Regions from separate parts of the Homo sapiens genome. Here region 2 is linked to region 1. A link is an interaction called in ENCODE POLR2A ChIA-PET data of the cell type or tissue named here. Cell type or tissue: Panc1. All regions are shown on one strand. Each heading gives the region's core, and the rest is flanking DNA. Links, peaks and the distances in the headings are about the cores only.

The links. ChIA-PET counts read pairs that join two places held together with the same protein. Peaks named below come from ENCODE experiments on the same cell type or tissue, not always from the same donor. Only the 100,000 strongest peaks of a DNase experiment are listed, where the experiment ranks them.
Region 2: POLR2A ChIA-PET joins it to region 1 with 15 read pairs; 2 of 35 experiments call an interaction of 5 or more read pairs at or near these places.

What each region holds. Positions count from the first base shown.
Region 1 is chr20:52,488,604-52,504,473 of GRCh38, reverse strand. The region is part of intron 4 of LOC105372666 (a long non-coding RNA gene); the gene reads right to left. It overlaps LOC124904931 (a long non-coding RNA gene), which reads left to right and starts at 3,883. Exons shown (of 2, transcript XR_007067654.1): 1 at 3,883-4,114. In Panc1, for the core only: no CTCF peak of the experiment used is centred there; no DNase peak of the experiment used is centred there.
Region 2 is chr20:52,201,969-52,217,838 of GRCh38, reverse strand. It overlaps LOC105372666 (a long non-coding RNA gene), which reads right to left and starts at 7,196. Exons shown (of 17, transcript XR_007067652.1): 1 at 7,099-7,196. RefSeq lists enhancers at 7,331-7,865, 8,050-8,680 and a silencer at 14,027-14,220. In Panc1, for the core only: no CTCF peak of the experiment used is centred there; no DNase peak of the experiment used is centred there; H3K27me3 peaks cover 278 bases.

The sequences.
Region 1 (15,870 bases), core at 4,460-12,459:
GTGTTATCTTGGGTTTCATTGAGCTTTTTTAAAACAGCTATTTTGAATTGTCTGAAAAGGTCACATATTCTGCTCCCCAGATTGGTCACTGGTACCTTATTTAGCTCCTTTGGTAAGGTCATGTTTTCCTAGATGGTCGTGATGCCTGAAATAGGGGTCTCAGGACTCTGATTAGTGTCCTACTCTACTGTGACTGAGCTGGTATACAAGTTGCCAAGACATAGTCCTCTTTACTTTCCCCTCTCCTCTCCTAAATCAGAGGGAAGGAGTCTCCTGGAGCCATGAGCTGTGCTGCCTGGGGTTGGGTGAAGGGTGATTAAGCACTCTGTTGGCCACCCCCACTGGTGTCTCAGTAGGCCACATGCACCTCAAGTACACTGGCTCCAGGACAAGCACAACACCAGGACCTGCCCAGGAATTTCAGTCCTTGTGGCCTAGAATGCCTTTCAAGTTCATTTAGTATGCTGGAGGATTTTGCTGTGGTCATGGAGATTGCCTGAACTTTGGTCTAATCACTAGGATGGGCAATTTCTCTGTGACTAGGGCTGGTCTAAATGCTCCTTCAGTGGACACTGGCCGAGTTCTGCCCCATATTGCTTTCCACTGTGACAAGGCAGCACTGAGTTCCAATGCAAAGTCCCACAGTCACCACACTCTTCTTCCCCCAAGTGCACAGATGCTCTCTCCACACCCCAGGGCAGCTGCCGCGGGATGTAGGAGGAGTGGTGTAGGTGATTCAAGACTGTCTTTCCCACCCTTTTTGGTGCCTCTTTCCTTAACATGGTGTTAAAACCAGGTACTGTGATTGCTCACCTAATGTTTGGTTCTTATGAAGGTGTGTGGATAGTTGTTTAATTTGGTGTTCCTTTGGGCAGATGATTGCCGGAAGCTTCTATTTGGCTATCTTTCTTTGTCTCTTATGCCTTCTCCTGAGTCACATCTTTAAGCAAGGCATATTAATGTAAGAGGATTTTTCCCCTTTTAGAGAGTGAAATTGAAACTAGTGGAATGGTAAGAATATGGGCTTTTAAGTCAAACTCTTTCAAATTCAAACACTACCCCTTATTAGCTTGGTAAGCTTGGGCAATTTTATTAACCTCTCTGTGTCTGTTTCATCATCTATACAACGGATATAATAGAAGCATCTACATCCATCTCACAGTTATTAAAATGAGTTTATGTAGTGGCTTAGAATTGGCTTTTCTATGCCACAGTGTAAATGCCCAGTAAGTACTGTTCATTTTTGTTTAGAGTTGTGATGAGTATCAATTCAGGAGATATCTTGATATCTGGTTTTTATTCTAAACCACTAGTTTTAGAAAATAATTATCCTGACCTGGTTTCCTTTTTGGAAACCATTTTATATGTTTATATAGTTTTAAAATTATATACTGGATTTCTTCCCTTCTCTATGCCACTTTCTCAATCTTTCGCTATGTTTCCTGCCCTAACCTCCCAAATAAATAGTTTTCTTTGAAATCCCTCAAGTTCTTCTTTTGGGATTAATCCAAAAAAATCTAAAATATAAAAATATATTTAAAAGATGTCTATCTACAAAGGCACCATATTAAACTAGGCATAAGAAGGTTACTCCAGTTGTGTTCAGCTTCTGCTTTATTAAGTTTAGTTCTAATCCCTCTGCAGATGGGATTTGCAAGACTTATCTTTCTAAATGGCAAACGTTATGCAAGCAACAGCAAGACCCTACCCCAGCACAGTTCTCCACTCCAGGCTCTGATATAAGCAACACACTGGGTTAGAGGAAAACATATTTAAAAAAAAAAAAAAATCAAACAAAACCCAGGTTTTCTGGCTACTAAGTGTCTGGGGATCCCTGGCCTCTTTAACTGGACTCAGCAGCCAAGAAAAAGCTTGTCTGGGAGGTGATCTGCTGACCAAGAGTTCCGACTGCATTGTTTCTGGACCATTCTCCATCCCTGCCCCCTCCCTTTCCTATGCTTAGGAATAATAATAATAGTCAATACCTCCTGGGAACAGATCACTATTCTAAGCACTTTACGTATATTCACGTACGTAACCATTACGACAACCTCAGGAAGTAGTCAGTTATTATTATCCTTATGCTATATTTGCAAAAACCAAGAAACACCAGAAATTGGGACAACTTACTTCTTTCAAGTACAGTTTGGTTGGCCACTTGTGTCACAGGTAGTCATTCAAAACAAACAAACAAAAAACCCTTATATTTCAAAAAGCAGGCTTTGGGCAGGCAAATTGGAGATGTTTCCTAAATATTCCCCCATCCACCCACTCACCCACAAAAACTCACTGCAACCCCAATTCAGAGTCACTTAACCAAACACAACCCCAAACAAAGCTTTCGAAGAGCTTCTGCCAACCCCATGGAGATATCTTTGGATATTCAAGCAAAGAAAAGGAGAGAAAGGTAGAATATGCGAGAAAAAGGAAATGCTTTGTCGAACCAGCTAAAGCAGTCGCTCCACAAACTGCTTATCAGGTGGTTTTCTTTTTAATCAAGAAAATCTTCGGAGATGTCAGCCTAACAATAAAATATATCTGCTTTCATTGGTAGGCTATTCCCATCTTCCTTTAACACCGAGTAACACCCTCACTTTCTCGCTTTTCATTGTTTTTTTAACAGATTCTGAATTTTTTAACAGATTCTGAAATAAGTCAGTCTAAGATGAGTGTTATCATACCACCCTGGATAACATTCTATAAGCTGAGCCTGCATTTGTTCTGCATCTTGAGGAATAGAGGTATACCCTGGAGGAATGCACTGGATGCTATGGTTAATTAAGTAATTTACTCAATCAAGTTTAACAGTGGTTTTAACTTTAATGAGATCATTACATTTTAATATGGAAATAACAGCCGTGTATCCTTAACAATCCCCACAGTCCGCGAACCCACCTCCCTCTTCCGCCCACTTTGCACCAGGGCTGATGTTGATTTGTGAACCTGAGCACCTAAGGGTAACATCCAGAACTTGTAATACACATGTCTAGGGCCCATTATGGATACACACATGTGAACCGCTGTTCTGGCTTTTGGTGTCCCCTGCTATATACTCGAAACCCACGCAGGGCTTGTCGCTCATGGTAAGAGCCAAAGTCTTAATAATGGCAGAGTACTTTCTAGATAAAGGGAAATAGAAACTTTCGACACTGAAAATTGGTGTAAGGAAGGCACAAAGAGAGAAACAAAAGAAAATAGCCACATGGGCAAAGTGGCTTTCAACTGTCCTAGGGAGACGTACCCTTAGGCTACCAGCCTCAACTTGGGTTGCATTTAATTGGGATCCCGCAAAGGCCAGCAAATCATTAATGTAATGGCCTTCCAAGCTCTTATTGAGAACTTTTATTATCCCAGATACAGTACTTTGGAGATTAACTAGGAAAAGTTTTACAAGACGGTGAAGGTAATGAATCATGAATTCTGTAAGGGTAAACCCAACACTCTGAAACCAAGTACAGCTGTCTTATATTTGCTCTGTGTGCATTTTGCTACCCATAATTTTGTCATCAATTTTCATCTTTTGTTTAAACATATTTGTCTTTTGGACAAGATAGGTCATATTTCATAGGTTTGATGAATTTTCTCCTTGGTCCAGTTTTACAGAATTTGCACTTAATTAATTGCCCAACCTTTAATTCGACAGACTGTTTTTAATGGCTATGTAGTTTCAAAAGCATATACACAGTGGAATTTCGAAAAAGTAATTGTTTTTGTGTCACTTCCAAAGAAAGTCGCAATTATTAAAATGTGTAAATAATTTGTCAAATGCGCAATGGGCAATAATTAGGAAGATATCAAATAAACCTTTAATGGATATTTTTAATTTGTTGTTCAGCAGGAATATTTAAATAATGCAACAAAATATGTCATTTTTCTCCTCAGGACTATAGAAGCCAAATTCCAATGTGAAAATGCACCTTTCAATTGCACAGACTAGGTCATAATGGAGGTGACAGTCATAAAAGATTTTCTAGCTCTCAGCAGAGCTGTAAACCGGGACCCCTCATCCAGGCAGACAGCACAGAATCTGAAAATCTGCCTATCAAAAGCATCATTCAAGCCACAAGGCTCTTCTGTTCCTGGTAAAAGGCAGGCAGGAAAAGAGGAGACAAAGGTCAGTTGTTGTCATTTCTTTATAAATGTGACGGTGCTGGCAGTTTGCAAGGGATTGCCATGTTTCCCTGGCAACTTTGTGTGTGTGCAGATGCGTTTAGTACATTTTTTTCCCCTTGTTATTTTCAGACCGTCTTTTTGTACTGTGGACTATTTCAAATGTATTCTCCCAGTTACATGGGCCTTTTTATTAAGAGGATTAAGAGGCTGACATTTTTTGGAAGGGAGGTCAGCTGAGTTTAGGGTGGTAAAAATCAGAGTTCAGTCTTCAGTCAGATTACACATCAAAAGCAGGTGGGGAAGAGCTGGGGTAGAGAAAACATATTAGACCAAAGGAAAATTGAACGTACTCAGTTTTTAGAAATTGGAACCTGAGATACCATGAATTCCTGAGACCGTACCTTGTCATCTCTTTTAAAGAAATGTTAAGCAAATTTTCCGAGCAGACTCCACCTGCCCTCTTAGATTTGGTGATTGTCTGAGAACCTGGAGTTAGTATTTAATTTGGGTTCATCTGTTCCTCCTTCTTGTTTATTGGCAGCAGGGAAGGGACACTTGGAAATAGCTCTTGCCAAGCTCTGCTCCTCATTAGTTCATCCATAGCATTTAATGGGCCCCTATGAATTACCAGGCATTGTGCCGGACACAGGGTGGGGTCAGTGAACACTTTCTGTAAGGGGCACAGTACTAAATATTTTAGCTTTTTGGGACCATATCATGTTGGGAAACTACTCAACTATCTATGTATGTTGTGCAAAAACAGCCATAGACAATGCATAACCACATAACTCTGGTGGTGTTCCAATAAAGTTTGCCTATGAGCACTGAAAATTGAATTTTGTAATTTTCATGTGTCATGAAATATTGCTTGTTTTCAACCATTTAAAAATGTAGACTGGGTGCAGTGGCTCACCCTTATTATCCCAGCACTTTGGGAAGTCAAGGCAGAAGGATTGCTTGAGGCCAGAAATTTGAGACCAGCCTGGGCAACATAACAAGACCCCACTTCTACAAAAAAAAAAAGAAAAATTAGCCAAGCATGATGGTGCATGCCTGTTGTCCCAGCTACTTCGAAGGCTGAGGCAGGAGCATTGCTTCAGCCTGGGAAGTTGAGACTGCAGTAAGCCGTCATCACACCACTGCACTCCAGCCTGGGCAATAGGGCAAGAACTTGTCTCAGAAATAAATTTAAAAATAAAATAAATAAAAAATAAAAATGTGAAGAGCAGTCTTAGCTTGCAGATACAGCCCATGGGCCATGGTTTGCTGACCCTGGGTATAGATGCACAGGTTGTCCTCTCAAGGGTCTGACACTGTGGAGGGGATGGACAGTAAGGATGTAAAAGAACACATAAACAAGAAGGAAATAAAATGAAGCAACAAGCTAAGGAATGACTGAGGATGGCGGCCGCTGTAGATAGAGTTGTCAGGAGGAATCTCTCTGGGACCTGAATGACAAAGGGAAGCAGCGTGTTGTTCACCTGGGCATCTCTGAGTGGACTGCTAATTCTAGAAGTTGGCTACACTTTCACTAATTATTAATTCCTCAATGTACACTGCAAACGCCAGAAAACAGCAATGGATTCACTCAACGCTGTTATCAAAATTGTAGATGATAAGCATATGCCAGTAAGAATCATCATACCTATTAATATTGACAGATTTCCAGGTGCCGTGTGGAACATCTAACCCCCAGCAACTAGGAGATAGGAGTTTTAAATATGCAGCACAGTTTTTCAAAGCAGTTTTTAATTTTCTTTAAATTGGAAGTAGTACCATGACCTGAAGTCATTTTTACTCTCGTTTCAATATTCCGTCTAAATAATGGTGCACTGTCAAATTACAACCTTGAATTGACAGGGCCTCTTTTATTTACATCCTATTGAACTGCAGTAACTTTTTCACAGCTGCCAAAGTATTTTTTTCAAGCAAAACAAAAGTATTTCCATGAAAGTTCTCTTGGGGAAAACACAGAAGCAGAAAGAGACTCACTGCTTAATTTGTCTTTTTATTTTATCTTATTTTATTTTATTTTATTTTAGACAGGGTCTCACTCTGTTGCCCAGGCTGGAGTGCCGTGGCACAATCACAGCTCACTGCAGCCTCAACCTCCCTGGGCTCAGGTGATCCTTCCAAGTCAGTCTCCCGAGTAGCTGGGACTACAGACATGTACCACCATGCCTGGATAATTCTTCTATTTTTTTGTAGAGATGGGGTTTCTGCATGTTGCCCAGGTTGGTCTCAAACTTCTGGGTTCAAGTGATTCTTCTGCCTCGGCCTCCCAAAGTGTTGGGATTACAGGCATGAGCCACCGCGCCTGACCCTAATTTGTCTTTTAATGGGAACACCATTCCTGCTCTTCTCAAGCATTGCTGGCTAATATCAACCTCAATGCCAAAGGATTGCATAGCACTTTTTTTTTCTCAAATAGTTTTAGAGTGGGGCTTCCCATAGTTCCAAAACAGGAAGCTGATTCAGAATTGCTACTAGGAGGTACTATAAAGTTGAATTCAAGATTTCTAACTTGGAATAATCTCTAATAGTGTTAGGGGTTAAAGGGTTACTTTATTGGTTAGTTGGTTGCTTTTAAATTAGCAACTACTGATATTTCTGTCAAAAGGCTTTGCTTCTCTTACATAGGACTTATTTCTACCCGTGTCTTTTCCAAAATCAACCTCACACGTGTGAACACACACACACACACACACACACACACACACCTCTGCATCCTCCAGATTCTCTTAAGGATCAATCTCTGTGAGCTCTTTCGAGATCCCACTGCAAATTTTCCTCCTTTTCAAAGTATTTCCACTATTTTTAGAGGAAACTACAGGAATTCTAAGGAAGACCTGCATCCTCAACTTGGCGCCTCAGTAACAGTATGACTTGAAGCCATTGTTTCATATCTCTGCCTGTAAAATGGGCTGGTAAACACTGGCCCCACCAAATCACATAGCTCTTGTTAAAATCAATGACATGACATATGCAAAGATGATGAGAGAACAGAAAATGCTTCTAGATATTATCATTATTATCACCTACTGTGATATCACCAACACCTGGGTCTTCAGTCTAAACGAGACCATGTTAGTTTGTGCTTGTTGACATGTTGCCTGTAACCAAGTTCAAATTTGCCTATAAACTCCCTGGGAATAAGATTGGGCTCATCATTTTTTTCATATATTTTGTGCAGTGTTGTGCTCACAGGAGATCCCAAAATGTGTTCCTTCACTGGGAGGCTAATAATCGCCAAAGACCTTTCTCAGTGGCAAACACTGTGATGTCTACACAGAATGCTTGCCGTCACTAAAACAGGGCGGCCTTCCCCAGACTTCTGCTTCGAGACAGAGTTCCACTGAGTGCATTCCTCAGAACTCAAGACCCAGAGATATTTTCCAAAAATAAGCGTCTTGTGGTCACACAGTTAGAGAGTATGCCTTATTGTACCCTTCTTAGAAAGTTATCAGGTCTGCCACCACACCCGGCCTGTCATCCCAGCACTTTGAGAGGCTGTGGGTGGATCACAAGGTCAGGAGATCGAGACCATCCTGGCTAACATGGTGAAACCCCGTCTCTACTAAAAATATAAAAAATCAGCTGGGTGTGGTGGCGGGTGCCTGTAGTCCCAGCTACTCGGGAGGCTGAGGCAGGAGAATGGCATGAACCAGGGAGGCGGAGGTTGCAGTGAGTCGAGATTGCGCCACCGCACTCCAGCCTGGGTGACAGAGTGAGACTCCATCTCAAAAAAAAAAAAAAGAAAGAAAGAAAGTTATCAGGTCTGGTGGTATGTTAAAGAGTCACAGAATTTCTGCTAAGAGGTAGGCACCTTTTATTTACTCTGAAGGGTCACTAACCTACTTGAAGAGAGATGCTTTCTCTCCATTAGCACCCATTTGAATCCCTGCTAAACAGATGTCCCTTCGCAGTCACTTTGGGAAATGTCCCAGAAGAGTGTTGCAAGTACAAGTCATAAAAATCAGCTTCGTGGGCTAAAGCAGGGATTAGCAAGCTGCAGTCCATCGAGCAAATCTGGCTACTGCATGGTGTTGTGTGGCCTGCAAGCTGAGAATGGTTTTTCCACTTTCCAATGGTTTAATAATAACAAAAGAAGAATTATATTTTGTGACACAAGAAAATTATATGAAATTTAAACCTCAGTGTCTGTAAGTCAAGTCCTTCTGAAACACAGCCATGCCCATTGTTTTGTGTTTTGTCTGTGGCTACAACAGCAGAGTAGAGTAGCTGCAACAAGAACTCCATGGCCCTCAAAGCTGAAAATATCTACTATGGCTCTTTATAGAAAAAGTTTGCTCACCCTGGTTAAAGCATCACTTTTTTTTTTTCTAAGTGACAGAGTCTTGGTCTCTTGCCCAGGGCTCAAGTGATCCTCCTGCCTCAGCCTCCCATGTAGCTGGGACCACAGGCACGCACCACCTTGCCCAGCTATTTTTTTTTTCTAGAGACAGGGGTCTCACTTTGTTGTCCAGGCTGGTCTCGAACTCCTGGGCTCAAGTGATCCACCTCAGCCGCCCAGAATGCTGGAATTACAGGCATGAGCCACCTTGCCTGACCTAAAGCATCACTTTTAACAAATGAAATAGAAAAGGATAGAAAATGCCAAAGTGTATCACACATGTGGGAAGGATAATTGATGTTTCATGGAGCACTGGCTTCAGCAAAATGTCTATATATTATGCATGCACGTGCACCCTGGGTCACAATATAAAATGTATTCCTTACTGTGAATCACAGTCCAATTTTTTTAATGTTTCTAAAATCATATTAGAACCTGCCTATGACTTATGTTTATAAGCCAACAAGGTCTACCTAGGTAGCTAGAATGGCAAGCAAGAGAGAAAGAACAGAAAAAGAACTGATCGATGAATCCAGGTACTCTACCTGCCATGTCCACATAAAGCATTTCACTGAAGGTTCTTTTCAAATGAGGAAGAGATGAAAATGGTCCAAAAAGTAGTATCAGTGATGTACAGAATATGCATCCTTATCAAAGACTACTCTGAACCAATGTAAAACATTACTGTTCATTTAACCACAAAGAGGGCTCCATTCCTAAAATAACTTTCCATCCACCCATCCAACATATGGTCATCAAGTCTGGAAAGACCTGAAGTGAGGAGATGTAGGTGGCCTGGGGGAAACTAGCCCAGTAATAATTATAACAACTCAATCATAATGATTATAATAACTAAAATAATATGTATTCAATACCTATTAGTAGGGATTGTACTAAGCACATTTATTTCATTGAGTCCTGAAAACAACCCTATGATGGGGGGATTATCATTATCCCTATTTTCCAGTTAAAAGACTGGAGGCATAAAGAGGCTAAATTACTTGCCCAAGGTCACCCAAGGAGTAAGAAGACAAGCTGGGATTTGAACTTAGACAGCAGATCTCCAAACCTACCCTTTTAACTATTTCATGACATTTTCTGGGCATTCATATATCTCATCAATTCATGTCTGCTGGAAAAAAAGAAAAACACTGAACCCGTTAAGTGATAAAGCCATAGAAAATAGGTTTCATTATGGAAATTGTCCTATGGAGAGAATGCTACAACCAAAGTAATAAACAACACCCAATAATACATGTACAACTTGATGTGGCTGGAAATGTAACTACACCAGTATTGAATTATCCCCAAATTTGAATTATAGAGGCGTAACTCAAATTACCCCCCTTGCCTGGTACCTAGCCCGAAAGACATATTTTTTTAATAAACATTTTGTGCTGCCTTGCCTCCTCATGCTGCACGCTGCCGTGTAAAAGCCACAGCCTTCCTAACGTGATTCATCAGAAAAATCAAGGGGGAAAAGAGTCGTGATCTGATATACTGAGCACTCTTAAATTACACAGCAGCCACTTCCCATATAGTGCAGGAGAAGACAGAAATGCGATGACTAAGTACGTCTCAGCCTGTCACGTCCGTGAACCAGGGAGTGGGGTAGTTCACTGAATCATGTTCTGGTAGCTCTGCATATCCATCGAGACACGAGGTAGCCAAGCCGGCTTGCCCGAGATGAAAGTCTGAGTAATTCAGAGGAGGCTGTAATTCTTTATAAAAAATACACTAAGTAGTTTTGTTGACTCCTACATGACATTTCCAAGGTGGCTGGGAAACCAGACCATTTGTTACACAGAATCTAGATCAATACAGTGTGTGGAAGAAGATGAGCAATGTTAAAAAAAAAATTTATTTAATTGAACAGGGGCTGAATAATTCCACACCTTACACATCTCCAATTTTATGTTTTAAATTTGAGATTGAGAAGGATACAGCAATACAGCAATACAGCAATACGGCAAAACACCAGAATCCTATTTCTCTTCTTAGATATGATTTTAAAAAGAGAACGCTTTTGTCTCATTTGAAAAACCAAAATATACTAAGAAAACAGTTGATTGCTTTTATCCTTTTCTTAAATTTTTTTTTAAAGTGACTGTCCTCACCGTCACTCTGACAGGAGTCTGAAAAATTAACACATCACTAAGACCATGTGAGATTTAACTTTTGATACACAACAAAGCGGGTTACTGCTGTGCTGGCTATTCTTAACCCACCTTGTGAGTGTACTTTTTTTATTGCTTTATACAGCATATCTGATTCCCTCTAAAGCACCAACTAAAAAATCTATCCAGCTGTCATTTGCTGCCTGGTAACATCTATCATCACTCAGCCTGGCAAGTCTAGTCTATGAGGCAGAGGGGAGAGGAGACAGGAGGCAGAGTCAAGGACTGTCACGTGGGATGGGAAAAAAAACTTGTCACAATTATTTATGACTCCTGCTCAGGCACATAATAGGATACATAAGCCTCTGTTTCGGTTTCAAGCACCTTCGCAAGGCTGCTCCCTTGTCGAAGCTGGGCGCAGGCAGCTCTACTTTACACACACAATTTCCTGAACAATGCCGGGCACTTGTGAAGTGACAGTGACAAATTTGGGAGTTGGTGGCTGTAGCTCTATGGGCTGTTAGGAGCAGGCGGGTGTCAGTAATCAGGAGAACTACCACGTGAAGCCCCAATGCCTCCACTCCCCAATTCCTTTCTCATGAAAGACTTCCTTCCTCTCCTTGCTTTCAACTGCCAGGACGCCTGTTTGGGGAATAGGAAATGGTGCATTCCAGCTTGTATTTTATTAGTCTAAGCCATATTTATCCTACTCAAGGAGGAGGAGGCTTCTGTGCTCATTTGTTTCTTCCCCTACCCGTCCCCAAACACACAGAGCAAGAAAACAGTTCCAAGCTTTCATCTGTAAGCATCCTCTGCGTTCACGCCCACTAAATATCCATGTTGCTGAACAATTGGTTCAATTAATTGTCTGCCTCTGGATGTATTCGCAAAAGCAAGTGCTGGATTAGAGGGTAATTTTTATCCAGTTCTGGAATCTCAGTCCTGCCACGAAGCCCTTGGCTTCAGTAGCCTCATAAGGGTCTAACTTTTGGCTCTTTGGAGAAACCTAAAGGAAACTCCATCAACATTCTCTATACCCGACAGACCATGGCAAACAGAAAGGCTGAGCCTGCAACGTTTAAGATAATTAAACACAAGATGAAGGTCCGGCCCAATAAGTGACTCTTGCACACGTTGTGACTCTAGCATGGCCCAACATTAACCGAGGTGCCCACAGAGTCCTCAGGCACCCTGGCATTACCTGCTCAGACTCTGCTGAAGAGAAATGGCAAAGACCTTAATTAAAGATAAGAGGAGCACGATGGCCTGTACATACTCTGGAAGCCAAATCAGAAATTAATGTAAGGAAGAAGAAAATCTGTGAATAAAAGCACCCAGAAACATCAGTATTATTCCAATTATCTGTTTAGAATTTAGTAAGCTGAAAAATCAGCCACCTTCATTTAGAAATATCACAGGAGGCCATAAGAAAATGTCCTTGTTTCACTGAATTAGTCCCAACCTATCATACATAGTGCATGAGAATGAAAATTTGATGATGTAATTACTACCAAATAATACCATATTGTGGGTGGAATTCTGCATACTACTGTCTTAAGACTAGAAGGGTATCTGTGTGAATTCAAGAAATGAAGCCCATAGGGATCATCCAGGAATCACGATCTGCCCAGGAATCATTTCTCTTGTGTCACATCCTCTCCTCTCTGCTGTCATCGCTCCTTCCCTATCTCCATCTTCTGGGGAATTGCAAAGTTGAATTCCACGGGCAGCCTTGTGCCTGCCTGTGTCTTGTCTACAAAGTGACCTGCTTTCACATGTTGAATTTAAATGTCTTTAGGGTGAATATGGATTCTCTAGATCACTAAAGACTTCATCATTGTCTCTTCTTTTTTTTAACTGTTATACTCTGCCTTTTCTTTTTCTAATTTTTATTTATTTATATATTTATTTACTTATTTATTATACCTTAAGTTCTGGGATACATGTGCAGAACATGCAGGTTTGTTACATAGGTATACACACATGCCATGGTGGTTTGCTGCACCCATCAACGTGTCATCCACATTAAGTATTTCTCCTAATGCTATCCCTACCCCAGCCCCCCACCCGCCGACAGGCCCCAGTGTGTGATGTTCCCCTCCCTGTGTCCATGTGTTCTCATTGTTCAACCCCCACTTATGAGTGAGAACATGTGGTGTTTGGTTTTCTGTATCTGTGTTAGTTTGCTGAGAATGATGGTTTCCAGCTTCATCCATGTCCCTGCAAAGGACATGAACTCATCCTTTTTATGGCTGCATAGTATTCCATGTTGTATATGTGCCACATTTCTTTATCCAGTCTATCATTGATGGGCATTTGGGTTGGTTCCAAGTCTTTGCTATTGTGAACAGTTCTGCAATAAACATACATGTGCATGTGTCTTTATAGTAGAATGATTTATAATCCTTTGGGTATATGCCCAGTAGTGGGATTGCTGGGTCAAATGGTATTTCTGGTTCTAGATCCTTGAGGAATCACCACACTGTCTTCCACAATGGTTGAACTAATTTACACTCCCACCAACAATATAAAAGCATTCCTATTTCTCCACATCCTTCCCAACATCTGTTGTTTCCTGACTTTTTAATTGTTTCCTGACTTTTTAATTTCCATTCTAACTGGCATGAGATGGTGTTTCACTGTGGTTTGCATCAATATTCTCTTTCTTATATTCAGCCCTCCCCCAAATGTATGTTACCCATTTAGCCTCTGAAGACAATTCATTTTGCAACAACTCTTACCTTTCTTTTCCTTTTTGATTATCTTCCTATGGCCCTTTCATGTATAGTATGAGGAAGTAGCCTTTGTCCACCACGTTCACGTGCACACACACACGCGCTTCACATTTCCAAACAGAAGAGGGACCACCTCTCCCGTACCTGCGCCAAAGTACTGTAACCTGAGCACCACCCGACCTCTGATGCCTCCAGGTTTCTCTATGCAAGAAGAATGACTTGCCTATCTGAGAAGCTGGTGATAGACCGGATGTCTATCACTTCTAGCACTCCCAGACATAGAGTCACTGACTTGGAATTCCTAACAAGCTTCCTGCTGGATGGTTCACATGACCAGCTCAACTTACAGTGCGATAAATACTATTATGTTGCAAACCACTCAGAATCATCCAGCTTCCACCCCGTGACTTTTAGAAACTCACTTATTCAACAGATATTTACTGTTGGGCCAGGGGTGGTAATAGAGTGGCAAGCAAGAACAACATAGTTTCTGCTCTCATGAAGTTTTCTGTAGGATGACACTTAAGTCACAGTAATGAAGTGTGCATCACAAAGCAAATACAAGGTGTGACAGTAAAAGCATCTGACACAGGAACCCGACTCAGTCTAGGTGATTTAATAAGTGACAGCTCAGCATGGTCCTTGAGAATAAGTGGGGGTTCTTCAGGTTGATGACTTGAGTGAGTTGCATAGCTTCACTGCTGTGAAGATTAAATGAGCTAATGTTGGTGGAAAGCACTATGAAAACTACTAAAGGGTTAGTTGGTAATGTGGCAAAATAGAGAAAGGTGACTGTCCACCCTCAATGTCACTAGACATACATACAGTTCAAGAGCTTTGGACTCAGATAAAGATGGGTTCAAATCCTGACCCTGACACTCACTCTCAACAGAGGTTAGGCCAGCTGGGCGGGGTGGCTCATGCCTGTAATCCTAGCACTTTGGGAGGCCGAGGCGAGTGGATCACCTGAGGTCAGGAGATCAAGACCAGCCTGGCCAACATGGTGAAACCCCGTCTCTACTAAAAATATTAAAAAAAAAAAAAAAACTTAGCCAGGCGTGGTGGTGGGAGCCTGTAATCCCAGCTACTCAGGAGGCTGAGGCAGGAGAATTGCTTGAACCCAGGAGACGGAGGTTGCAGTGAGCCAACACGGTGTCACTGCACTCCAGCCTCGGTGACAGAGCGAGACTCCGTCTCAAGAAGAAAAAGAAAACAGGGATTAGGCCATTACTTGTTTTCAGTCTCAGTGTCTTCACCTTTAAAAAGCAAGGTAATAATACCTGACTAATCAAATTATGCATATAAAACTCCCTGGTCCTACTGTCCCTGTCATATATGTAGAAGTGGTCAGTGAATTTAAGTTTGCTTTTTATTGTTACATCTGGAACCCCCAAAAAATGGCAAAAGAGGGATAAAAATATAATTAAGAATCATTACCTGGGAACCACCCAGACTTACAATGTATGGTGGATAATGAATGCCTCGTATTGCAGCAGCCAACTATGGCTCAGTAAACACTTCCATAACCATGGGCTTCTGGGTCTGCAAAAACCTGGTTAAGCAAGAAGGGTAGGTGCCTCTATCTTCATCTAATAAATGTGAAACCATGAACCAAAAAGCAAGTGGCCTATTCAAGAGTTTCCAAATGCTAGAGAGATGTGGAATTTGGGTATTCTGAATCCTAATGCTTTGCTTTTCAATCGCAACATACTCAACTCTCCAAGGTAATGATGGCCCCAGGGTCTGCCAACCCCCTTTGGGAAGGAATTGGATTACCTTATTCAGAGCCTGGGTCAGCAAATTCTGGCCCAAGGACCAAATCCAGCCCTCTTCTTCTCATTATAATTAAAGTTTTATTGGCACACAGTCACGCCCATTTAATATATTATCTGTGCCTGCTTTTGCACTGCAACACCAAAGTTGAGTAGTCATGACAGAGACCTTATGGGCAGCAAAGCTGAAAATATTTATTATCTGGCCCTTTACAGAGAAGTTTGCCAAGCCTGATCTATACCATTAGTAATATAATAACTCCAACACATGTTGCCAAACTCAGGGTGCAATAGGATGCTCAAGCTGAACCACCAATGCCAGAGCTAGTAAGAACAGATTTGTGCCTAAGGCAAGGTGTTCTGATAGTTTTCAGCACTGCTATTATTTAAAAGAGTTTTATAATTGTTTTTTATATTATTAAGAAATCCTTCTTAATTTCTTAAGAATTAAGATATTAAGAAATTATCCTTAATATAGAGCTACATTGTTTTAAAGTCTTACTCTATAAAGATATATATTGAATAACTTACAGTGAAATCATACACTGTCTGGGATTTTTTTTTGAGATGGAGTTTCACTCTTGTCACCCAGGCTGGAGTACAATGGTGTGATCTTGGCTCACGGCAACCTCTGCCTCCTCCCGGGTTCAAGCGATTCTCCTGCCTCAGCCTCCCAAGTAGCTGAGATTACAGGCACCCGCCACCACGCCCAGCTAATTTTTGTACTTTTAGTGGAGACGGGGTTCACCATGTTGGCCACGCTGGTCTCGAACTCCTGA
Region 2 (15,870 bases), core at 3,456-11,455, 290 kb after region 1:
GCATTCACATGCCTAGAAAAGACACATCCCAGAAAAGTTTGTGAGGCAGCTGGGTTGATCGGTCAAGGTCTTTCACTACATGTGGCCAATTCATAAAGAGTGGGAGTGGTGGCTTTTTTTCAAGTGCACAAATCACAAAGAAAAATAACAAGGCACATGAAGAAACAAGGTAATGTGGTCTAATCATTGAAACAAAAGAAATATCCAGAAACCAACTCTAAAAAAAAAAAAAGCATTGATCTGTGAATGACTTGATAATTAATTCAAAATAATTGTCTTAAAAAGACTCAGTGCACAACACGAGAACTAGACAACTAAATGAAATCAAGAAAATGACACCTCAACAACATAAGAATATCCACAAGGACAGAAAAAGCATTTTTAAAAAGAACCAAACAATTCTGGAGCAGCATAATATAATAACTGAATCTGAAAATTCACTAGAGGGGTCAACGGCAGATTTGACCAAGCAGGAGAAAGAACCAGCAAACTCAAGAAGCTCATTTTAAATTATCAAGTCAGAAGAACAAAACAAAAAAGAATGAAGAAAAGTGAAGAAAGCCTAAGTAACTTATGAGACACCATTAGGTGGACCAATATTGGTATTGCAGGAGTCTCAGAAGGAGAATAGAAACAGAAAGGGGCATTCACAGAGCTTATCTGAAAAAATAATGGCTAAAACCTTCCAAATCTGAGGAAGGAAATGGGTATCCAAATTCCAGAAGCTCAGAAGATTCCAACTAGGATGAACCCAAAAGGCCTACTCTGAGATGTATCATGATGAAGACGTCAAAAGTTAGAGATAAGAAGAGACCCTCGAAAGAAGCAAGAGAAAAATAATTAGTCATGTACAAAGGAGCTTCTATAAGATTATCAATGGATTTCTCAGCAGAAACACTGTAGGCCAAGACAGAGTAGGGTAGTATTTCCAAAGTGCTGAAAGGAAAAAAACTGTCAATCAAGAATACTATATCCAGGGCCAGGAGCGGTGGTTCATGCCTGTAATCCCAGCACTTTGGGAGGCTGAGTTGGGCAGATCACTTGAGGTCAGGAGTTTGAGATCAGCCTGATGGTGAAACCCCATCTCTACCAAAAATACAAAAATTAGCCAGGTGTGGTGGCACACACCTGTAATCCCAGCTACTCAGGAAGCTGAGGTAGGAGAATCACTTGATCATGCAAGGCGGAGGCTGCCGTGAGCCAAGATCGTGCCAATGCACTCTAGCCTGAGCAAGAAAGCCAGACTCCATCTCAAAAAAAAAGAATACTGTATCCAGGTAAACTGTTATTCAAAGGTGAGGGAGAAATTAAGATATTCCCAGATAAATAAAAGCTGACAGAGTTCATCACCAGTAACCTACCTTGTAAGAATTGCTAAAGGGAGTTTTTCAAGCTGAAATGGAAGAATGGCTAGACAGCAACACAAAAGCACATGAAAATATAAAACTCACTGGTAAAGGTAAATATATAGACAATTACAGAATCATGTAATCCTGTAATGGTGGTATGTGAGTCAGTTTTAATTGTGGTATAGAATTTAGAAGATAAAACCATTAAAAAACTATAACTATAAAACTATGCTAATGGATACAAATTATAAAAAGATTTATTTGTGAAATTGAGAATATAAACTGAGGGGGACATAAAGTAGAGTTTGTATATGCAATTAAAGTTAAGGCTGGGAGCAGTGGCTCATGCCTGTAATCCCAGCACTTTGGGAGGCCAAGGTGGGTGGATCACTTGAGGTCAGGAGTTCAAGACCAGCCTGACCAACATGGTGAAACCCTGTCTTCACTAAAAATACAAAAATTAGCCAGCTGTGGTTGTGGGCGCCCATAGTCCCAGCTACTTGGGAGGCCGAGGCAGGAGAATGGCTTGAACCCAGGAGGCAGAGGTTGCAGCCAGCTGAGATTGCACCACTGCACTCCAGCCTGGGTGACAGAGCAAGATTCCATCTCGGAAAAAAAAAAAAAAAAAAAAAAAAAACACTATCACATGGGGGAAAAAAATTTAGTGGATCGACACAACACAAATTTATGATCTTACAGCCCTGGAGGTCAGAGGTCCAAAATCAGTCTCACTGGGCTGGTGTTAGCAGGGCTGGTTCATTCTAGAGGTGTTAGAACCAGTTCAGAGGAGAATCCAGGAACAGACACCTCCACAGATCAGGAATAGTGAAACGAATGTGCAAATAAGTATGTGTGTGTGTGTGTGTGTATTTCTGTTACTGTAACAAATTATCACAAATTTAATAGCTTAAAGCACTAAGTAGCTCGTTACCTTACAGTTCCAGAGGTCAGAAGTCCTAAAACCAAGGTGTTCACTGGGTGGCATTCCTTCTGGAGGCTCTGGGGGGAATCGTTCTGGAGGCTCTGGGGGAATCGGTTTCATTGGCTTTTCCAGGTTCTAGGGGCTGCCTGCACTCCTTGGTTCATGGCCCCCTTCCTCAGCAGTGCGGCATCCTCAAGTTTCTCTCTCCCCAGCCCCTCTGCTTCTGCCTTGTCCTCTTATCTCCTTCTTCAATTAGGACACTCCTGCCTCCCTTTTTTACTTATAAGGGCCTTTGTGATTACATTGGACCCATCTAGATGGTCCAGGACACTCTCCCCATTTCAAGAACCTCCTTTTTATCACATCTGCAAAGTTCCTTTTGCCCTGTAAGGTAACATATTCACAGGTTCCCAGAATTAGGAGGTGGACCTCTTGGCCAGAGGGGATTATTCCAACGAAGGGAGATGGGAAATAGGAAACCAATTCACCTCAACCACAGTGCCAGAGAGGAAGGTGTGTATATATCTCCACTAACTTATTTCCTTCCTTCCCTGACCTGCGGATCTCACCTCCTCCATAGAGCTCAGCTATGGGGCGGCGGGGGGAGGGGTTCAATTATACACTTTTCCAAGTTTAAAGCCTTTTAAGGCCAGGCGCAGTGGCTTATACCTGTAATCCCAACACTTTGGGGGGCTGAGGCGGATCACCTGAGGTCAGGAGTTCAAGACCAGCCTAGCCAACATGGTGAAACCCCGTCTCTACGAAAAATACAAAAGCTAACCGGGCATGGTGGTGCATGCCTGTAATCCCAGCTACTCAGGAGGCTGAGGCAGGGGAATCATTTGAACCCTGGAGGTGGAGGTTGCAGTGAGCTAAGATCATGCCACTGCACTCCAGCCTGGGCAACAGAGTGAGACTCAGCCTCATTAAAAAAAAAAAAGTCTTTTAAAATTGTAGTATCTTTAAATGTTTTTTATTTTATTTTTTAATTTAGAATACAGATAACATGATCTTTAGGTGTAAAGTTCATGCGGAGACAATCTGCCTAGAACAAAGCCCACAGAAAGGAAAGCAGAGCTGGGAAAAAGCTAGACGCTGAATGCATTGATGATCTGTTCCTTTTTACCCAATACCACTAAACATCAGAAACAGTCTTTTGTTAAGGTATAAACTCACTAGGTTAAAGGAAATGGGAGAAGCAGCAAAAGCAATGAAATGGTGAAATCTGGCATGGCAAGAAATGTATGTTTCAAAGGAAAACTACCCACTGACAGTAAGACACCCTCCACACAATCCCATTCTGATTTTATGGGAGCTTTTACAACTCTGTAAGCTGTAGATCTACTAGCAATGCAAAATAATTCTTGTCTGTAGACTTGCAAATGGATTCTGTCCAGTGAAAGGGATAGAATTCTCCGCCTATCTCCTGCTCCCACACCCATTCGTGGAAAAATCAGTTTGCCTTCTATGGTAGATAGAATAATGCTCCCACCCGCTGCACATCATATCCACAGAAACCGTGAGTATGTTACCTAACATGGCAAAAAGGACTTTGCAAATGTGAAGAAGTTAATGATCTTGAGATGGAGAAATCATCCTGGGTTATCTGGGTAGGTCCACTGTAGTCAGAGGGGTCTCTAGAAGGGAGAAGCTGGTGTGTCAGAGTCAGAGTTGATGTGACAATGGAAACAGTGGTCAGAGAGATTTGCAGACGCGATGCTGTTGGCTTTGAAGATGGAAGGGGCCACAAGCCAGGGAATGCAGGCGGCCTCCAGAAGCTGGAAAAGGCAAGGAAATGGATTCTTCTCTAGAGCCTCCAGAAGGAAGGCAGTCTTTGGTTTTAGGATTTTTTTTACCACCAGAACTGTAAGCTAATAAGCCATAGGAAAGGAAAATAAATCTCGATCTTAGCCAAAAGGCTGAGAAGCAATGGAAAATAAATCTTGGGACTCCAAAATCACTAAGACAAGGGAAAAGTCAAGCTGGGAATTATGTCAGGCAAACCTGCCTCCCATTTTATTCCTAAATAGGATAGTTACAAAGATAAAAAGCTATATACCTCCCTCACAATTTGCCCACAAGGAAATTCCTTGTGGACAAAGGACAGACAGAACTCAGTCATCCCTCTCAGGCTCACCAGAGACAAATGCATATATGATTGCTTCTTCTGCCTTATGTTTGTGTAAAAATGCAGATTTAATGAGCCAGACTAAATTGTGTATTTAGTGGAAGGCTGATCAAGGACTCAAAAGAATGCAACCTTTTGTCTCTTTTCTACTTATGACCTGGAAGCCCCCACCTCTAGCTGACCCACCTTACCAGACAGAACCAATGTAATCTTTCACATATTGATTGATGTTTCACATCTCGCTAAAATGTACAAAAGCAAGCTGTACCCCAACCCCCTTGGGTGCATGACGTCAGGACCTCCTGAAGCTGTGTCACAGGTGTGTCCTTAACCTTCAAAAAATAAACTTTCTAATTTGACTGAGACTTGTCTCAGATATTTGGGGTTCACAGCCACTTAGTATTTTAAGCCACTAAATTTGAAGCAATTTGTAACAGCAGCAGTAGGAAACTGATACTCCTCTGTTTGCAAATTCATTTCAAATTTCTGATCAGTGAATTTCAAATTTCTGATCTGCTCTTTGCGTTCTCCTTTGAGCTGGTTCTAACACCTCACCAGCTTCCTCATTCATGAGTTCAATAAAATCTTTCATGTGTGTTCATTTTTTTTCCTGAGAGTTACAATTTTACCTTTTTTTAAAAAACTAGCTTTTAACACTGGAAAGTAGATGAACAAGTGATAACTGGATTAGCAGACTCAGGAAAACTGAATCCCAAGCTGTCAGTGGGAAAAAGGCAAAAGAAAAACAAAAAAAAAAAAAGAAAAAGAGAAAGAACCCAAGTGTCCTGCAGGGCCTTGAAACATTCAGGAATGAGTAGCACCAGATATCTCTGCAGGTTGGAGGCATAAGTGGGGCAAAAAATAGAAAGAGTGTTTGAAAATCAAAGAAAGAGTTAGATCCCAGGTTTCCTCTCCCATGCCACGGGCATCTGACAGCCTCTGTCCTGTTCAGATGACTGCACTTTATTCTTTTGAGAGGATAAAAGAGAGAGTCTCTGGACAGGGAGCTTCAGGTACAGGGACTAAGCAGGGGGTACGGGGGGAAGCTTATATACGGATTGCTGAGACCTCTGCAACCTTCCTTCCCTAGCATGTCCCAAAAGCACTGGCAGGAGGGATTGTATCCTCTAGGCAGGAGAGTGATCCGGTCTGCTCTGAGAAATGCACCCAGTGCAGAAAAAGGAAAACGAAATACACTGATATTTTGGAGCAGGTAGGACACACCCCAGCCAGGTCACCCTGCACTGATACTTAAGCTTGACAAGCCACCCACCCCTACCCTGCGTTCTCAGAATTATCAATCAGCTCTTCAGCACCTCCTTCTAAAATAAGATCAGACTCCTAGCACTCTGGGAGGCCGAGGTGGGCAGACCACCTGAGGTCAGGAGTTCGAGACCAGCCTGGCCAACACAGTGAAACCCGTCTCTACTAAAAATGCAAACATTAGTCAGGCATGGTGGGTGCCTGTAATTCCATCTACTCGGGAGGCTGAGGCAGGAACCTCCCTGAAACCCGGGAGGCAGACGTTGCAGTGAGCTGAGATGGCACCACTGCACTCCAGCCTGGGCAACAGTGAGACTACATCTCAAAAAATAATAACTAAATAAATAAGATCAGACAGCCAAGGAGCACAAGACCTTCGAGCAAACCTGAGAGCCAAAGGCCAAAACAACCAAACAGAAAAAAGACAGGCCACATGGGTGAAACCAAAACTGGGAGAAGGAAAAAGGTTCCTCCCTCAAAACATTAACATCCTCAGAGAGGTAAGAGAAAATACCACACTCACGAAATAAGAATAAGATGCCAATTTGTTTTCATTCAAATGGTAGAAAAGGTTCTGAGAAATTAAAAATATGACAGCAGAAATGAAAAATTTAATAGAAAGCTTGAAAAATAAAGTTAAGGAAATATTCCAGAAAGTTGAGCAGAAAGACCAAGACATGCAAAACGGGGAGAAAAGATAAATTTAAAAATGACAGGACTAGTGCAAGAGTTCCTATTCCAAACACCAGGAGTTCCAGACAGAGAACAAAAAAACCAGAAGGGCAGAAAAAATGTTAATAAATTGTCCCAGAACCCGCAGAGAACAGGATTTATTAGATGGTAGGCGTGAGTATCACATGCAATATGTGGAAATAGATCCAACCAATAAATACTATCATCAAGTTTTAGATTACTAAGGAGCAAGGAAAGTAGCTATAAGCTGGTGAAAATAATGAAGTTTCCATTGAGAGATGTAACAATCAGAATAGCATCAGAGTTATATCACCAGCAACATGAGAAACTCAAGGACAACAGGGTAATACCTTCGAATTTCTTTTTTTTTTTTTTTTTTTTTTTTTGAGACCAAGTTTCACTCAGTTGTCCAGGCTGGAGTGCAACGGTGTAATCTCGGCTCACTGCCACCTCCTCCTCCCAGGCTCAAGCGATCCACTCACCTCAGCCTCCTGAGTAGCTGGGATTAAAGGTGCGCCCCACCACACCGGCTAATCTTTTAATTTTTTTGTAGAAACGGGTTTCACTATGTTGCCCAGGCTGGTCTTGAATTCCTGGGCACAAGAGATCCTCCCACCTCGGCCTCCCAAACTGCTGGGATTACAGGTACAAGCCACCGTGCCCGGCCCTACCTTCAAATTTCTAAGGGTCAATTACAGTCAGTTCTCATTACTTGTGAGTTCAATATATGCAAATTTGCTTACCTGAAAGATTCTCCCCCCGGCCTGAAAGCTTAAGGGAATGAATAACTCCTGCCTCCTCAGACCCAGTCGCCTGGCGCAAGACGACTTGCGCCAGCACTGTGCGTCATCAAGACAGCAGAAGCGGAAGAGAGCTGGCCGGAAGACACGTACCCGCCGAAGACCAAGAGAGAGGCCGTCTGGGTAAGCGTAGCAGTTACGTCAGACACGTCCTGTTAACAGGAGACTATAAAACCCCTGCCCCGTCCCCGTTTCGGGCTGACGCCATTTTAGGCCTCAGCCCGCCGGCGCTCGGGCGCTTATTAAAACAGCGTGTTGCTCCACACCGCCTTGTGTTGTCTGTTGGCGTGCGCTCGGGGTTCGAACCAATACAAGTGCCTTGCATTACCCACTAAAACTAGTTTGCAATCTCAAAATCAATGCTCCCGGTGCTTTCATGGACATGCACAGAGCAAGAAAAAATTTGACTTGCCCAATGCACACAGTCCCAGCTGAGGTTGAAGGAGGCAGCACTCTGCATTCTTGGACCACATCCCGTACTGCAAGCAAGGGTCCTCTTTACAGTCTATTTAATGCTGTGCTGCATCTTCTTTTGCATTTTCGTGCCTTTTGTTGGTGAGTTCACTGTTTGAAACACCCCCCAAGCTTAGAAAGGAAGTGTGGTCTAGTGTTCCTAAGTGCAAGAAGGCTGCAATGTGCCTCAGAGAATATCAGTGGGTTAGATGAGCTTCCTTCAGGCATGCATTACAGTGCTGTTGGCTGTGAGTTTAATGATAATGGATCACACTATACATTAAATAAGGTGTCTTTAGAAACACACATAAAATAAAGTTATGTATTGATTGGCTGATGCAGATGTTGTACCTGGGGTTCACAAGAACCTAACCTTATACTTCCCCTAGGAGCAATGGTTCAGTATTCACAAATTCAGTGTTCGTGATGACTTTATAGAATGTAAGAATCAACTGTACCTTTATAATGCATAATTCTTTGTTTTATTTTTAAACTTATACGCAATGACTTTTCAGTGTACAGTTCTACAATTTTTAACATATATAGATTTGTTTAACTGTTATAGGAGTTATTAAGAAATTATTTTAGGCAGATAGAGAGGAAAAGGGGTCTTTGGGAAGTTTTCGTTTCTTTTAAAGCAGCTCCAAAAACGTTTCTGATAGCAGGAAAGCCCCATCTCTTAGAGCCAGGTTGGCAACCTTTGATATGCAAATGCAGGCCATTAGAAACCGGGTCCGCCCAAACATGGCAATTCCCACAGTTATCCTCTTGCCCTTGCCCTACATGTGCCTGGCAACTTGGCCACCCCCACATATCCCAACATGTATAGAACATCATGACGACCTTCATTTGCATATTAAAAGACTAGGGTGGGAGGGCCAGTTTTTTCGTGGGCCACATAATGACATGCCTGGTCAAACCAATCCCCTGAGCCCTATGCAAATCAGACTCCATCTCCTCCAGCCTCCTCCTATAACTGGCTGGTATCTGCCACACTTGGGATCTCCTCTCTTGGCTTTGGAGCCCCCCTCCCTCTGTCTCTGTACAGGGGAGCTTCCTCCTTCTTTCTTCTCCCTTTTTTCTTGCCTGTTAAACTCTCCGTTCCTTAAAACCACTTCACGTGTGTCTGTGTCGTTTTATCCAATTCGCGTGAGACAAGAGCCCTGGTGTTCCTGCACTCATCAGAGCCGTATCATAACCACCACCAAGATCAGAATACAGAACATTTCCATCACCCCAAAAAACTCCTGTGGTCCATTTGTAGTGAGACCCTCCCTTCACCCTTAAACCCTGACAACTACTGATCTCTTCTCCATCACCATTGTTTTGTCTTTTAGAGAACCTCATATAAATGGAATCACACAGTATGTAACCTTTTGAAACTGGCTCTTCTTATCAATGTAATGTCTTCGAGATTCATCCAAGTTTTTACATGTATCAATAGTTTGCTTCTTTTCACCACTGAGTAATATTCTAACTAGCAAAGAATTTTAAAAGCAAATTATCAATAAAGTATGAAAATATACGTGTTAAATCTTAAAATGTACCTCACTTGTACATTGTCACAGAAGTCTAATACACCAAAAAAAAGGTAAAAAACTGAAAAAGTGAACACATAAAGTCTATAAAACCAGAGGATCTCTCATTAGGAAGAAATGTAAGAAATTCCAGGATAACCATGAAGAAAATATCCTAAGACAACCACTGCTCAGCTGCCCCAATCCAGATTGAAGAATCCTCTTCAGAAAGACCAAATTGATAGAGATTGTAATGTGTTTGAGTACATTGAGAGGAAATTTACACAACCAGTGGTGAATAATTCAGATGATTTAGTGCATAGAAAAGTAACCAAACAAACAGAAAATAATTTTTTTTAACTCTAATGAAAACAAAAAGTTGTGCAGAAAAGGAAAAGTAATCAGAATGTACTATGGCTCAGCTGTGACTACTATTTACATAATGTAAACATTGAATATTTGTCTAAACATAATTACACCATAATTCCTTTGAGGCCTGGGAAATAGGGATGAGAAGATCTTTTTCATAACAAGCCTGGTAGAGTATTTAACTCTTTAAACTATGTGCCTTTATAATGTAGATAAAAGTTGAAACTAGGCTGGGCGCAGTGGCTCACGCCTGTAATCCCAGCACTTTGGGAGGCCGAGGTGGGTGGATCACTCGAGGTCAGGAGTTCGAGACCAGCCTGGCCAACATGGTGAAACCCCGTCCCTATTAAAAATACAAAAATTAGCCAGCTGCGGCGGTGGGCGCTTGTAATCCCAGCTACTCGGGAGGCTAAGACAGGAAAATGGCTTGAACCCAGGAGACAGAGGTTGCAGTGAACCAAGATCGCAACACTGGACTCCAGCCTGGGTGACAGAGCAAGACTATCTCAAAAAGAAAAAAGTTTTAATTTCACATGATGAAGCAAAAACAATTTTTTTTTTTCTAAATCATGGCTAAGAAAGAGAGAGAGCCATCCCTGATGATGTATTCCCAGAAGCCATCTCTGAAGCTAAAGTCATGTTCCCTCCTTTGTTTAAAGCCAGTTCAAATTTGGGTTTTTTCCATTAGCAACCAGATGCATCCTGACAAATACAATAGGTATGGACCTTCCATGCCAAAAAGCAGTACCAGTCTTCAATTAGGTCCTCCACTGAACAGTGCTGACAGTGCTTGATGCATGCAATGTGGTCAAAAGGTGTTCCACCAGCCAGACATCTGCCTTAGTGGCCAGTTGCAAGGCTTGCTGCTGTGTACAGTGCCTAAGGGGCAATGGAACTGCTGGGGGGATTTGTGTTCCAAATGCCAAGGAACATGAGGTCCAAGCTAACACGGCATTGGTTGGAGGTCTGGCCAGAACTCCCGCTGAGTTCATTACCAGGTAGTTGTTCTGATTTATGTCTTTATATAACCTAGTTACTTCTGTACTTTCTCATCTGTGCCCTTTTAGTGAATCCAAGCTAGCAGCAGGGAATTGATCTAACCAGGCTTGTGTGTTCTGCCAGTGGGCACTTTACACTATTGTGAAATAGCTAGTATTCCATCTATAAAAATTTCACTGGACTCGCAAGCCATCTGCATTATCACAAGAAATCCCAAATACCAACATTTGTCAAAGAAAGAAAAGAAGATGCTTGCTTGTAAAGCCTTTAAATAAAATGTTAGCATTGGGAGTTTCTGAAAATATGTTTCAAAAATTAGTTTTGGCGAGGTGCAAAGACTCATGCCTGTAATCCCAGCACTTTGAGAGGCCAGGATGAGAGGATCACTTCAGTCCAGAAGTTTGAGTCCAGCCTGGGCAAGATACTACCTCTATTAAAAAAAAAAAATTAAAAATTAGCCAGGCATGGTGGCATACATCTGTAATCCCAGCTACTTAGAAGGCCAAGGTGGGAGGATTGCTTGAGCCCAAGGATTCAAAGCTACAGTAAGCAATGGTGGCACTACTGTACTCTAGCCTGGGTAACACATCAAGAACCTGTCTCGGCCGGGCATGGTGGCTCACACCTGTAATCCTTACACTTTGGGAGGCTGAGACAGGTGGATGATCTGAGGTCAGGAGTTCGAGACCAGCCTGGCCAACATGATGAAACCCCATCTCTACTAAAAATACAAAAAATTAGCCAGATGTGGTGGTGGGTGCCTGTAATCCCAGCTACTCGGGAGGCTGAGGCAGGAGAATTGCTTGAACCCAGGAAGTGGAGGTTGCAGTGAGCCAAGATTGCACCACTGTACTCCAGCCTGGGCAACAAGAGTGAAACTCCATCTCAAAAAAAAAAAAAAAAAAAAAGAACCTGTCTCAAAAAAATAAAAAAAATAAAAAGTTTTATATTTTTATGTAGCTTCTTTGTACTAATAAAGCTTTTCGTAGATAATGCCCATCAAATATGTGGCCAGGTCATCATTAAAAAGGCCTGAACAGAAATTGCATGTAGTTGCTTTAAGCATAAAATCTGACACAGGAAAGTTCTATCCATGAAAGCAAATTCAAGTTTCTCATGTAAAATTAAAAAAAAAAATGTTTTTGTAAAAATGCATTACTTCTTTCTAAAACTTCCTATTTTATTTTTTGTATTTTTTATATTTTAAGAAAACAACATACAGAAGTATGATTAATTTCTGTGAACAATGTCCATATCAAAGTCCCAAATTTTCTGCCATTTACCCCAGTGTGCTATACAATTGTTATCATTTTAATTATGTGTCCCAGTGGGAATAAGTTTGGGGAGAACTGTCTTAAATTCTAAGGCCATTTATTACAATATTTAATGAAAAATCAGAAGGTAGGTGGTCCTAGAGTGAATTCAGTGGCTCAGCACTGTCAGCAAGAACCCAGTTTCTTTTCATCCTTCTACTCCACCGACCTCAGCGTCCCAGCTTCCTCCCAAGTCCTGCGGAGGATGTCTACCACATGGCTGCTGCCGCCTTGGAAACCAGGTCTACCATGGCAATGACCAGACCAGAAAGGATGGAGGTGGGGAGGAGGGCAGGCAAGGGCTTTCTTCTCACATGCCTCTTTCTTTCCAGGAAGGAAAATCATTCTCAAAAGCCATCAGGAGATTTCCTCTATGTCTTATTGAGCAGAACTTGGCCCACTGGGAGCCCAATCACTGGCCAAAGGAAATGAGATTGTCATGTATAGTTTACACTGAGGCTGGGCACAGCCCCAGCCAAAAACTAGTCCTGACCAATGTAACCAGTCTAAGAGCTCCAATAAACCCAGTCCTCTCCAGCTACTGGAAGGACTGATGGCATATGCATCTTGAGGCATACCCAAGAAAAGTTTCAGGTAAGATGCTTGCTGCCAAAGGTGTCTTAACTGAAACAGACCAACAGATCAACCAATACAATACACTGTGGTAAGTACAGACCAACAAATCAACCAATACGATACACTGTGGTGAGTGCTGGAATGTAGCCACACTTAGGGATCTAGGGAGGGGATCCCAAATCAGTCTAGGCGATCCTCAAAGAGGTTCCATATAAGGCAGTTCTTCAGCTCAAATGGAAGCAGTAGACATGATCCCAGGAAATCAAATGGGAAACAGAATTTCAGATGAGAAATAGCACAAACTACATGGTACAGAAGCTGGGAGGAGCTTCAAAATAATTCAGTACAATAGGAGATAATGGCTATGTCTGGGTGACATGATCACATTTGTGACCCCTGTGATGGGAGATTGTGATTAATATTATGTGAAATAGTGGGAAACTATTTCCCCCAAAGGAAATCATAGAACAAAAATCCTGTTATCAGAAGTAGGAAGGGGATGCCAGACTGACGAAATAAAAAAAAACAAAAAAAAAGTCCACGAGAGGCTGGATGTGGTGGCTCACACCTGTAATCCCAGCACTTTGGGAGGCCAAGGCAGATGGATCACTTGAGCTCAGGAGTTCAAGACCAGCCTGGCCAACATGGTAAAACCCAGTCTGTACTAAAAATACAAAAATTAGCTAGGCATGGTAGCGGATGCCTGTAATTCCAGCTACCTGGGAGGCTGAAGCATGAGAATCACTTGAACTCAGGAGGCAGAGGTTGCAGTGAGCCAAAATCACAACACTGCACTCCAGCCTGGGCAACAGAGCAAGACTCTGTCTAAAAAAAAGAAAGGAGAGAGAGAGAGAGAGAGAGAGAGAGAGAGAGAGAGAGAGAGAGAGAAAAGTCCACTAGAGTCAGCTAAATAACAATTCTCTGAATTAAAACCTAGCTCCACCGATCTCTATATGTGCAAAAGTAGAAAACCCTTTCTGTGGCAGAGACAATTATCTATCAAAATTTGCCACACCTTTAGCGTAGTTTTGTAGCTGAGAAGCTGCTTCCCATCCAGAGGCTACATTTCCCAGCCCTGCCCACCTGCTTCCATGATGGACCATGTGACTGGATTCTGCCAATGGCACTTAAGCAGGAAATAGATGTGTGGCAGACAAAGCCTGTAGGAAGTGAGTGGCCTTCTCCAAGCCAAGCCCCAAGGGATGACAGAGCCATAAGACAGAAGGGGTCCGGGCCTTTGATGGAGAACCTCCTACTGACGGTAACATCTCTCTCAGACTGTTGAGAATGAGAAATACGTTTCTATGATTTTGAGCCTTTCTACTTCGGGGACTATTGATTTTTAGTAGCCAGTGTGGCCCTTACTAAAATCCTTCTTAGGACATCTTAATGAAAATCAAACACAATTGTATCAAATACTTATCTGAAAGTATTTGATATCTGATACTATTTGTATCAGATACGTTGTATCAGAAAGTATCAGATAAGGCCAGGGGCAGTGGCTCATGCCTGTAATTCCAACGCTTTGGAAGGCCGAGGTGGGCGGATCAGGAGGTCAGGAGATCAAGACCAGCCTGGCCAACATGGTGAAACCCCATCTCTACTAAAAATACAAAAATTAACCGGGCATGGTGGCGGGCGCCTATAATCCCAGCTACTCGGGAGGCTGAGGCAGGAGAATGGCTTGAACCCATGAGGCGGAGGTTGCAGCGAGCCGAGATCGCACCATTGCACTCCAGCCTGGGCAACAAGAGCAAAAAACTCCATCTCAAAAAAAGAAAGTATCAGATACTTTCTGAATAGGCTAAGCGTTTGCATGAATAATGAGCATTTAAAACTAATCATCATTTCAAGATTTTTTCCAACCCTAAACCCTAAAAGAATCCAATGTTTTCATTGGAGCGTGCTGGGTGAAGGGTATATGAGAAAACTAAACTATATTTGCAACTTCTTGTGAGTCTTAAAACTATTTCAAAATGAAAAGATATTTTTTAAAAGTACTCAAACATTTTTAAACAAAATTTTAAAAATTTCTATCAATAGCTTTGGACTCCTGTAAGAAGGAAAGGGCCTCTGTTTCCCCTCTGTAAAATGAGAATTAGATTAGTGGTTTTCAAACCACAGTATCAGGAGGTGTTTCAACAGTTCAGCAAAGGTCTGATTTGAATTTCATCTTTAACCTGTAATTAAAACCATTTGAAAGGTCCGGGCCTTTGAAGGAGAACCTCCTACTGACGGTAACACCTAGCTCAGACTGTTGAGAATGAGAAATACGTTTCTGTGACTTTGAGCCTTTCTATTTAGGGGACTATTGATTCTTGGTAGCCAGTGTGACCCTTACTAAAATCCTTCTTAGGACATTTTAATGAAAATCAAACACAATTGTATCAATACAATTGTAAACTCATACCCACAAGTGTTACATTCTAACTTCTAACACATGGGGGCTCCCAACAAGTTCACTTAAACTTTCAGATGTGCTCTTTGGCATTCAAACTTTGTAACAAAGTGTCCCCTTTGCCATATCTGCATGGTACTTGCACCTCTTCTGAGTCAATAATTACAAATTGTTAGTAATTTGTTGGAGGTGGGTGTTAAGTATGTGATTTTGTTTATTTAAATTCAGATATGCAAATTAACCCTATGGAAAACCATATTTTACCCATCAGATTGATAAAAAAAATCAGAGGCTGGATAGCACTTTGTGTGAGTGAGGCTGTAGGAAACAGGTGCTCTCATAAGATCTTGGTAGGAGTTCTACGCAGTACAACCCCATTGAAAGTGTCAAAATGTTAAATGCACCTTTGACCTAGCAATTCTATTTTAGCAAGTTAGTCTACAGATAGACTCTTTCATGTACAGATACAAATATAGATATTCATTACAGCTGTGTTTATAGTAATCAAAAACTAGAAACAAAGTGTCCATTAATGAGTTGCTTAAATTTTAGTATATGTGTACATGTACTATATATACATATATGTATATATTACATGTATAATATACGTATATATGTATACATATATACGTATATTTTCACATGTACAGTGAAAAACTGAATTTTTCCTAAAGCAATGAGGCAAATCTGGATGCACTGATAAGCAATATTTTTCAAGATACATTGTTGTGCAAAAAAGCAGGGTATAGAATGCTATTTGCATTAGAGTATAATTTGTTTGTTTTTTTTAAAAACTAGGGGCGATGAATATGTGTATGTCTTTTTGTATATATGTCAGAAAGTTCTGAAGAACAACCAAGAAACTGGTAACAATGTTGCTTTCTGAAAGAAATTAGGGGCCGGGCGCGGTGGCTCACGCCTGTAATCCCAGCACTTTGGGAGGAGGAGGCGGGCAGATCACGAGGTCAGGAGATCAAGACCATCCTGGCTAACACGGTGAAACTCCGTCTCTATTAAAAATACAAAAAAAAATTAGCCGGGCGTGGTGGTGAGCGCCTGTAGCCCCAGCTACTTGGGAGGCTGAAGCAGG